Linked DNA regions of Homo sapiens: region 1 is linked to region 2. The links are chromatin loops, found by intact Hi-C in ENCODE. Cell type or tissue: K562. All regions are shown on one strand. Each heading gives the region's core, and the rest is flanking DNA. Links, peaks and the distances in the headings are about the cores only. Region 1 overlaps SHH (sonic hedgehog signaling molecule). Region 2 overlaps RNF32 (ring finger protein 32).

Region 1 (5,354 bases), core at 355-5,354, 840 kb after region 2:
GATTGATTTTCATGTAAAACGCGTTCAATCCTCAAGATGACCTCACTCAAACTCTGCCCTTCCGACTTTTTTTTTTAACTGCTGGCAGGCCCACAAACATGCAGGCACTGACCTGTTACCAGGGCGGCCCCCAGCCCTACCCCACCCCCAGTTGTTGCATGTTGAACTCTACAACCATATTACTGGGTTTTATTGCTGCCAGATACACAGGACTTTTCCTGTTGCGCAATTTGTCACGTCCCCTTAAAGCGCCGCAGCAGTGGGGCCAGCGTCCTCGCCCCACCCTCTCGAAAGAGTCCCCCCAACCCACGCTACAGTTAGGGCCCTGGATAGAAGCTGTCCCTCCATGGCGACAACCAGACTCCAAGCAGAGCATCCTTCCAGACTGGAGGAGGTTAGAGGTCAGCCCCGCCCTCTGCAGAAGTCACCTTGAAATTGCCCCTCGGCCTCCACTTGGCGCAGCTTCTTGGGGGATGCCACCATCGTCATCTGTGCCAGTTCCCCCTCTTTAAATCCCATGTCCCACCAGCAGCAGCAGGGTAAACATCCAGGAAGCAAGTCAGTGCCCCCACAAACACACACAGTGGATTCAACTGCTTTCTGTCGCATCCTTATCTGAGGGTGACCCCAGAATTCCAGGGGAACCCCCACAATCTGAATCCCAGGTAACCCCGTCTGCATCTGCCTAGTCAGTGTTTCCTGCCTCCTCCCAGGCAACTTCCTGGGAAACTCCCCAGGCGGAGGACTCCGAGACCTCAGGCCTTCCTGTCTCCCCTCCCCCTCCTCTCAAACCCCTCCCCCTCCCTCCACCTCTTCAGTTTGCTCTTCAAACTTGCTGGACGCCATTCTATGCTGGGGCCAAGAACACAAGAGCGGAGGAAGGGAACAGGTTAAAGAAAACAAGAAACACAATCAGACCACAGAAAAGCCAGGCAGAAAAGGGTTCGACGGGCAAAAAGAATGTGGCTGTCCAGATAAAGAATGTCTGTCCCGGCCCCGGCCTGTGCTGCAAGTGGCAACTCACCTAGCCGCCTGCCACCCAGGCTCCCGCCCACCGCGCAGCCCCGCCAGCGGCTTCTCGCCTCCCCTCTGCCTCGGATAGGGTTAGGGCCTGAGGTAAATAAATGCAAGGCCTTCAATTCTCCAAGCAGTGCGCAGTGCATTTTTCTTTATTTCTGGGAACTTGCGCCCAGGTCTCTGTCAGGCCTGCTGTGAGGGATTCTACGCGGGGAGAAGGTGGAGGCTGCGCAGGTGGAGAAAGGGGCCCCAGAAGGGGGGCTAGAAGTGGAGGGCAACGTGGGGGCGGGGCGGGTATCCCAGAGGGTGCCCCTGGAGGGTCCTGTAGTTGATGTCTTAAACATGCAGGTCACTTGTTTCAGAGAAACTTTATTTGCTTCTTAGGCCTCGCTAGGAGCATCGGCTGTTTCAGGACCTGGAGAAAGGCCCCCAGCTCTACCCTGAGAGGACGTGCTCCTCCACGCTCCTCCGCAAATGCTGTCCCTCTTCCCCAGCCCAGGGCCCGGCTCTTCGGTGTGTCTGGGCCATTCCAACCCCCGTCTCCCCACCTCTCCGCATGGCCCTCGCGCCTTGAGACTGGGCAGGGCAGGCTGATGGAGGGGCCGGGAGGGGTGGCGGTTGCCCAGGCTAACGTGTCCGTCGGTGGGGGTCCCCTTGTCTTCGCAGAGGTGTAAGGACAAGTTGAACGCTTTGGCCATCTCGGTGATGAACCAGTGGCCAGGAGTGAAACTGCGGGTGACCGAGGGCTGGGACGAAGATGGCCACCACTCAGAGGAGTCTCTGCACTACGAGGGCCGCGCAGTGGACATCACCACGTCTGACCGCGACCGCAGCAAGTACGGCATGCTGGCCCGCCTGGCGGTGGAGGCCGGCTTCGACTGGGTGTACTACGAGTCCAAGGCACATATCCACTGCTCGGTGAAAGCAGGTAAGCTGGCCCTGGCCCCCCGGATCCGACCCAAGGAAGGCCATTGGCGCACCTCGGCTTGATTCAAGAGAAAAAGAAACCTGGGGGGAGGCTGAGGGCCAGGAGCAGGGTCGCTGGGCGATGACTGCGTTTCCGCGGTGGAACCTGCCCTGTGAGGTGCCGGCCCCTCGAAATCACCCCTACCTTTGAGGCCACAGAGCCCAAGGTTCTCCATGCCCCGAGATGGGGTCCTGTGGCTTCCTGCCCGCTTCTGGAGCCCCCACTGCAGGGGGTGGGAAAGCGTGACTGGGGGAGGGGCGCTAGGCCCTTCCAGGCGAGGGAAGACAGCCCTGCGCGGTTAGCCAGGTCTGGGCGAGCTCCTTCCTCTCGTTTAGGGCTTAAGAACCAACCGCCCCCACCCGCTATCCCAAGCGCAGGGGTGTCTATCCTGCCCCGGAGCCCGCGTCCTGGCTCCTCCCCGCCGGGCGCCCGTGGATCCTAAGCTGCCTTTGGGGAGAGGCCTGGTGGGCGGCAGTAAACCCAGGGGCAACCACCTCCAGCATCTGGAGGCGGCGCGCCCGGAGCCTGCGTTCCTACTGGGAGCCGGGCCGGGACGCCCTGGGCGGCGGGCAGGCCCCGAAACGCCGGCCCGAGTCGGCGCGAGGCTGTCTTCTCTGGGCCTGCAACGCCACACGCTGTTGCCGGCGAGGAACAGCCGTGGAGGAGGCGCCATCGCGCGCACGCAAACCTCCGGCCCGAGGCTGTGTGCACAGCGCTCTTCTCCGCCCGCATAAATTGGCACGTTTAGCAAAGCCGTTCACGGTGAATTTCGGGGAAACTCTGCCTTCCTCAACCCCCTTCCAGGCTTCCCTACTTGTCTCCTAAATTCCATGTTAATGGCACTATGTTAGTAGGAAAACACTGTTAAGGTGTCAAGGCACACTTGTAGGTAAAGGCTAGAGTGGCTTCTCGTCCCCACAGAAAGCAAAGGCGTGGAGCGGGGGCGGCAGGGGCGGGTGTGCGGCCCGGAGAGCTCCCGGCTGCAGGCAGGCAGGAGGCGGCGCCCCCACCTCGCGGGCTCGGCGGCGGCCCCTGGGCCCAGGGCGCCCCCTGCGCAAAACCTCCTCCCCGGCTCCCTGCCCGCGGGGTCCCCCTAGCGGGGGTCTCCGGAGGCCTCCTCCCAAGTGAGCAGCGCTAATCCATCCCCCGGATCGCGCCGGGAGAGCGGAGCCGCGGCGCGGGAGCCGCTCATTGGCATTCTGAGCACACGGGCGGGGGCGCGGGGCGCAGCGTGTCAAGCCGGGCCGTGCGACTCGACGACTCGGGCTCGCCAGCGCCCGGGGTCGCATTCCGGGGGGCTACGGAGGGCCTCCAACGGCCAGCCCCGCACTTCATGCCAGAGAAACCGATGAGAAGATTAAAAGCCCCCTGTAATTCCAGCAGGAAGATTCTTTCTGGCAATCTCTATTTGCAAAAAGCATGATCCCGGAGATTGGAATGCAAAGAAGACGGCCCTCCCCGCCCTCCTCCCCGGCCCCCTGCGCTCCGCCCCAACTTCAATTATTGTCCTGGGGACAGTGAGCCTCAGAGAGCGACAGAGGGCTCGAGAAAGCGGGTAGTCAAGGGGCCTTGAGACCCGGCGCTTCCAGCGCTCCGAACAGGCCCCGCCATTTAAAATTCAAATACACATCTTGAGTGCTTGGAAGAGAGGCCTGGCTGTGCAAATAGTGCTTGTGAATTGCACACGGGGTGGGGGGGGGTTGCACCTGAGCAAATAGGGAGGGGGAGGCCCGCGAGCTGGGGAGAGAGTGAGCTGAGAACAGGGAGGGGAGAAAATGGAAGTGTCCCCTTCCAAGAGTGTCTCCTGTTTATCCCAGAAATCACAATGACAATGCTGGGCCCTTTATTGGATTTTAATTAGAAAATCCACACAAGCCTCGGATTTTCACACCTCGGCCAATCTCTGGAATGTTTGTCCAGTTGCTACAACTACTGCAGCTATTTTTCACTCCCCGCCCCCGCCCCTCCGCAGGCCCACGCCGAGGCGCGGCAGGGTGCTGCGGGCAGGCGGGCAGGCGGGCAGGCGGGCCAGGGGTTTCCGCCGCGCAGCCCGGGTGCTGAGTGCGCGAGCAGGCGCCGCGCCCCGCGCCGGGGCGGGAGGGAAGGAGGGTGCGCCCGGCGCCCGCGGGAGCTCAAGGAGGCTTCCTGAGGAATCCAAGTGCAGAGCAAACACCCTCTGGATGGATTCGCGGCGAGGCCGGGTGTGTGCGGAGCTGGGGGTGGGGTTGGAGGAAGGCGGAAGGAAAGAGTGTCACCGGCCTCTGCAGGAAACGCCAGCCAACCTCTGTGACCGCCAGCCCAGACTTAGAGAGTCGTTAAGGAATGTGTCGGAATCCTGTCCCTGGGGCAGTGGGGTTGGGGGAGGGAGGTGTGTGCGGGACCCGCCTGGAATCAATCGCCCCGCCCCGCGCCTTGCGCACCCCTGGCCTAGGAGCGCGGGCACCAAGCGTGCGCCCTCCTCCCCGAGACGCGCCTCCCTCTCGGAACTCAATGCCCTGTCCTCTCTTCTTTCCCTTCTCCTCACCCGCAGAGAACTCGGTGGCGGCCAAATCGGGAGGCTGCTTCCCGGGCTCGGCCACGGTGCACCTGGAGCAGGGCGGCACCAAGCTGGTGAAGGACCTGAGCCCCGGGGACCGCGTGCTGGCGGCGGACGACCAGGGCCGGCTGCTCTACAGCGACTTCCTCACTTTCCTGGACCGCGACGACGGCGCCAAGAAGGTCTTCTACGTGATCGAGACGCGGGAGCCGCGCGAGCGCCTGCTGCTCACCGCCGCGCACCTGCTCTTTGTGGCGCCGCACAACGACTCGGCCACCGGGGAGCCCGAGGCGTCCTCGGGCTCGGGGCCGCCTTCCGGGGGCGCACTGGGGCCTCGGGCGCTGTTCGCCAGCCGCGTGCGCCCGGGCCAGCGCGTGTACGTGGTGGCCGAGCGTGACGGGGACCGCCGGCTCCTGCCCGCCGCTGTGCACAGCGTGACCCTAAGCGAGGAGGCCGCGGGCGCCTACGCGCCGCTCACGGCCCAGGGCACCATTCTCATCAACCGGGTGCTGGCCTCGTGCTACGCGGTCATCGAGGAGCACAGCTGGGCGCACCGGGCCTTCGCGCCCTTCCGCCTGGCGCACGCGCTCCTGGCTGCACTGGCGCCCGCGCGCACGGACCGCGGCGGGGACAGCGGCGGCGGGGACCGCGGGGGCGGCGGCGGCAGAGTAGCCCTAACCGCTCCAGGTGCTGCCGACGCTCCGGGTGCGGGGGCCACCGCGGGCATCCACTGGTACTCGCAGCTGCTCTACCAAATAGGCACCTGGCTCCTGGACAGCGAGGCCCTGCACCCGCTGGGCATGGCGGTCAAGTCCAGCTGAAGCCGGGGGGCCG
Region 2 (5,371 bases), core at 175-5,174:
CCCAGAAGCAAAGGACATGAGCTTCTGGTTTGAGAGGGCCCAGTAAGTACTCAGAACATCGAATCCCGTCACTGTGAGAATCTCGGAGACAGAAAGCAGACTCAAAAAAACAGGCCTCAAAAAAGGATCAGGAATCAGAACTGCATCAGACTCATCCACAGCACAACAGACAGGAGAAGACAATTCCTTCAAAATTCGGAGGAAGGAAAGATTTCCATATCAAGATTCCTTATTAGCTATCAATCAAATGTGAGAAAAGAGCAAAGACATTGTTACACATGTGAGCTTCTGTGTGGGTCTCCTCCGCACTCCTCCAGGGAGCTACTGACAGAGAAGCGTCGCCACTACGAGGGAAGAAACCAAGGAGGAGGCCGCCATGAGGTCCAGGGAGACAGAATCCAAGGAGAGAGCCCAGGGTCCCGGGATGCTGCTCAAGAGGGAGCCCGGGGAGGGGCCGGGGGAGGGGACCACGGAGGATTCCAGAAGCAACGTCCCCATTGATAAAGTGCCCTGGTATATTTTAATGTATTGAGATAATGTATTTCTGGAGGAGATTTTAGGGATGAATCAGTGATGAGTGATGATAGAGGAAACTAAAATGTGAAAAAATGAGACAGAACTTCAGGTAGAATAGAAAAATGTCTGAGAAGGAAACTGTAATATAGAACACCACATTGCTCAGCTGTGAGTGAAGTCACGGAATTGTAACAGAGTAAACACTGAATGTTATTAGTCTAACCACAAGTTATGAAAACAATATGCTAAATCTCGATCTTCTGCAGTAAGAAGAGATATCCAGAACTGAAAATTAACAAAACAGCAGCGTAGACATGTTATTTAGAATTATTAAAAATATGGCTGGGCATGGTGGCTCACGCCTGTAATCTCAGCACTTTGGGAGGCCGAGGTGGGTGGATCACCTGAAGTCAGGAGTTCGAGACCAGCCTGGCCAACATGGTGAAACCCCGTCTCTACTAAAAATACAAAAATTAGCCAGGTGTGGTGGCACACACCTGTAATCCCAGCTACTCAGGAGGCTCAGGCACGAGAATCGCTTGAACCCGGGAGGTGGAGGTTGCAGTGAGCCGAGATTGTGCCACCGCACTCCAGCCTGGGCATCAGAGCAAGACTGTGTGTCAAAAAAAAAAAAAAAAGAAATATTAAAAATAATACCAGAAGAATGAACCAAAGGATTTGAAAATGGCTGCCTTAGAGTAATGCCCAAAATGGGTCAGGGGAATGCTACACTTTCTGTTATAATCCTCATAGAACAATTTTACTTCTAAAACTATGCCCATGGATCTTCTGATAAGAATCAAGCAGCTACAAGTGTGATGAACGCTATGGAGAATGGTGTGCAGGATGCATGGGGCTGTGACCCCAGAGAAGGTTACTTGACCAAAGTGGCATTAAATGGAGACCCGCAGGGTTAAGAGTAACAGCAGCAGGTGAAGGGGGAGGTTTTCTAGATGGAGGAAAAGGATGTGCAGATGGCCATTAGTGAGAGAGCACCTGGCCTGCAGAGAAACAAATGAACAGTAAGACTGAAGAGGCTGAGACTGAGGTTGCGGAGGAGGGGCGCTGCCTCAGGGCAGCTCTTTGCCTTTGGCTCAAGGTGTGGGAGCAGGGAGAGACAGGGCCCCCAGCACCACCCTTCCTCTTAGACTTGGGTGGGCACTTGCTGTACAATCCAGACTCTGCTATGGTCAATGTCAACTGCCTCAACTTCAAACATCCACATCTCCCCATCATGCAAACCTGGCCTTATATTTATAAACTAATCAAGACCTTAGAACGGGAGGGAGAATAGGTAAATTGTATTGACAGATTTCAGCAAACTGCTGTGCTCTCTGGCCACAATGTAATAATGTTTAAAATCAATAGCACGTCCAGCACCCATCTTGCCTTTAGAACCCCACTGCGCGTCAGTGGAAATGGGCTCAGCCTCACAGAGGTCTCTTGATGGATCTAAGCATGTCGTGGAAGTCTTGCTACCCTTTGCCAATTTTTAGACTATCAATGGGCATGTGACCGTCTCAGGTGAAGCGGAAGGAAGGTCTGTTGGGAGCTTTCTCCCCTGCCTTTCTGGCTCCTCCCTTGTTGTTGAGGACTGACCCTGGGGCTGTGCACCCTCTTGTGTCCATGCACGGGGCAGCACCTCCCGACGGCAGCACCGGAAGGAGGCTGGTCCCGGCAAACATCAATAAGCCACCAAACCAGAACTGCTGTGAACAATGACACACACCATTAAGCTTTACATCACTTTCAGTGTGTTGCTTGTATATTTGCAGCCAAATGCATCCTAACCCATCACCTCTCCTCACCCCGCTTAAAGGAAAAAAAGCCTCAGGCCCAGATGATTTTACAAGTGAGTTTCCCCAAACTTTTAAGGAACATATCATCCCTATTTTCTGTTATTCCAGAATCCTGAAAAAGAGGGAACACTGCCCAACTTATTTGGTGAAGCTTATATGGCTTTGATAATAAAACCAGACAAGGACAATCATAGTCCAGGGTAATCCATGGTTAAACGTCAAACATCGTAAACGAGAATTAGTTATCAGAATGCAACAGTGAATGTGAAAAACACCGTGGGCAAGTAGGGTTTATTCAAGCTATGCACGAAGATTCAACATCAGAGTCTGTCACTGTAATTTACGGCACAAACAAACTCAAGGAGAAAACCCACAACAAACACGCTCATCTAAAAAGTTGCAGGAAAAAAAGCATTTAAAAAAGTACACCTATTAATGAGTTTAAAAACCTGTAGCAACTGGCTAAAAGGGAAATTTTATAATTAGATAAAGGCCAACAAACAACACAAAACAACAATAAACAAAGGGCAAACATCACATAAGTAAGTAAATGAAACGTGTTAGGCTAAGGAACGAGACAGAAATGCTAGGTATTACTACTCGTATTCACCACAGCTCAGGAGATCCTGGCCAGATTAAAAAAAAAGCAGGGAAAAAAAAGAAGGGGCATAAAAGTAGAGAGGCACAGACAATAAGAATCACTGCAGAGATCAACTTACTCAGAAAACCCCTAGGAATCAGAGACAAAAAGACCTAAATGGTGTGAGATGCTACCATATTTGTGGATCAGATGATAACACTGTAAATACAGTATTTCCCCGATCTATAAATCCAATTCAAAAAAAATCTCCAGCAGAATTTTATGTAGAAAATGAGGCAGTTTTAGGAAAAAAAAAAAGAGGAAACGTCTTTTCCTAGCAGCTATTAAGACATATTGCAAGACTCTATTAATCAAAACAGTGCAATACTGACATAGAAGCAGAAGCCTTGGAAGGAGAGAACAAAACACGCTTTAATCTCGTCGATTTTCCCAGTATCATAAGCAAAACAAACTGTGGTGACATCTAAATGTGAAAGGTAAAAGGTTAAAGGTAAATAAAGAAAATGTAGGAAAATCTTTGCACTCTCAGAATGGTGAAGTATATCTAAAGTCTCTCCCAAACAGCAATAAAGTGAAAAAAACAAAACAAAACAAAACAATGGATTTAACATTAATCAGAATGAAAATTGTATTCAATATAAAACAATAGATATAATTTAAAAGATGGTAAAAGAACAGAAGATATTTTCAGTGGCTAAATCAACAAGAGATTACTATGTAGAATATGCAAAGAACTCCAGTAAATCAGCAAGAAAAGACAGAAATCCAAGTGGAATATTATGTATAGACAGTAAAGAGCATATGGTTCAATGTCATTAGTAACTAATACGCACAATCAAGATTTTTTCCATAAAGAGGTCCTGAAAAAAGGTCTCATCTATTTTCCTTAATAACTTTACTTATTTTCCAAATTGGGACGTTCCTCTTTATATCTAATTTAAATTTTTCCTGATAAAACTCTTAAGATTGATTATGATGAAACTATTTGGTCATCTACATAAACCATACAGGTACAACAGAAGATCTTCACTAAACTACTGTACGACATTATTCCAAGTCTCAACACGTTCATGAGCCATGCTGTTTTCTAGAAGACATCGAGCTTGTTAGCAGAAGTTCAGAGGAAGACAGCATCAAATATCTCCCCTGGCGTCGCTGTGGAAACAGGTCCCCTCCACCTTGTGTGACTCCAACACACAGATCTTCCAGCACCTCCAGATCCATCTGACCTGCGCCAAGACACGCCATCCTCAACCAAACCTATTTTCCATGCCTATCAATAAAAAATCATATTTCTAACTTTTCGGTTTAAAATAATTTCAGATTTACAAAAGGTTGTAAAAACAGTATGAAGAATTCTCAGCAAAGGACTAGTATCCAGAACCTACGAGGAACTCAAACAAATCAGCAAGAAAAAAAAAAAACAAATAATCCCATCAAAAAGAGGGCAAATGATACGAACAGATATTTCCCAAAAGAAGATATGCAGATGGCCAACAAACATGAAAAAATGGTCGTCACTCGTCATCAGGGAAATGCAAATTAAAACCACAGTGAGATACCACCTTATTCCTGCAAGAATGACCATTACTAAAAAGTCACAAAACAACAGATGTTGGCGTTGATGTGGTGCAAGGAGAATGCTTATACACTGCTGGTGGGAATGTAAATTAGTACAACCTCTATGGAGAACAGTATGAAGACTCCTTGAATAACTAAAAGTGGATCTATCCCTCGATCCAGCAATCCCACTACTGGGTGTCTACCCAAAGGAAAAGAAGTCATTATATGAAAAAGATGCATGCATACGTATGTTTATTGCAGCCCAATTCACAACTGCAAAGATACGGAACCAACCTAAGTGCCCATGAACCAATGAGTGGATAAAGAAAATGTGGTATATATACACCATGGAATACTACTCAGCCACAAAAAAGAATGAAAAAATGTCCTTTGCAGCAGCTTGGATGGAACTGGAGGTCATTATTCCAAGTGAAGTAACTCATGTTGTATGTTCTCACTTATAAGTGGAAGCTAAGATACGAGTATGCAAAGGCATACACAGTGGTATAATGGACATTGGAGACTCAGGAGGCGGAGGGTGGGAGGGTGTGGGATAAAAAGACTGCACGTTAGGTACAGGGTAGGCTACTCTGGTGGTGGCACTAAAATCTCAGAATTCACCACTATATAATTCATCCATGTAACCAAAAACCACTTGTACCACAAAAGCTATTGAAATAAAAATAAATAAAAAAGAAGAAACACACACAAAAAACAAACAAAAAATTAAAAAAAAACAGGCCAGGCATGGTGACTCACGCCTTTAATCCCAACACTTTGGGAGGCTGAGGCGGGTGGATTACCTGAGGTCAGGAGTTTAAGACCAGCCTGGCCAACATGGCAAAACCCCATCTCTACTAAAACTACAAAAATTAGCTGGGTGTGGTGGCAC

Evidence for each region. A loop is a pair of places that touch in the nucleus more often than their neighbours do. Peaks named below come from ENCODE experiments on the same cell type or tissue, not always from the same donor. Only the 100,000 strongest peaks of a DNase experiment are listed, where the experiment ranks them.
Region 1: it touches region 2 in a loop (4-fold over the local background); 13 of 110 quality-filtered maps call a loop at or near these places.

What each region holds. Positions count from the first base shown.
Region 1 is chr7:155,802,887-155,808,240 of GRCh38, reverse strand. It overlaps SHH (sonic hedgehog signaling molecule), which reads left to right. Exons shown (of 3, transcript NM_000193.4): 2 at 1,684-1,945; 3 at 4,515-5,354. The coding sequence ends at 5,341. Among named protein-coding and RNA genes, the nearest start is that of SHH, 6.9 kb to the left of the region's middle. RefSeq lists enhancers at 1,137-2,105, 2,106-3,075 and a silencer at 2,982-3,161. In K562, for the core only: CTCF peaks have their summits at 2,624 and 3,078; DNase peaks (open chromatin) are centred at 2,311, 2,620 and 3,080; H3K4me3 peaks cover 1,147 bases; H3K27me3 peaks cover 3,301 bases.
Region 2 is chr7:156,646,999-156,652,369 of GRCh38, reverse strand. All of the region lies in intron 3 of RNF32 (ring finger protein 32), which reads right to left. Among named protein-coding and RNA genes, the nearest start is that of RNF32, 8.9 kb to the right of the region's middle. RefSeq lists a silencer at 1,072-1,291. In K562, for the core only: a CTCF peak has its summit at 2,135 (motif pointing left); a DNase peak (open chromatin) is centred at 2,129.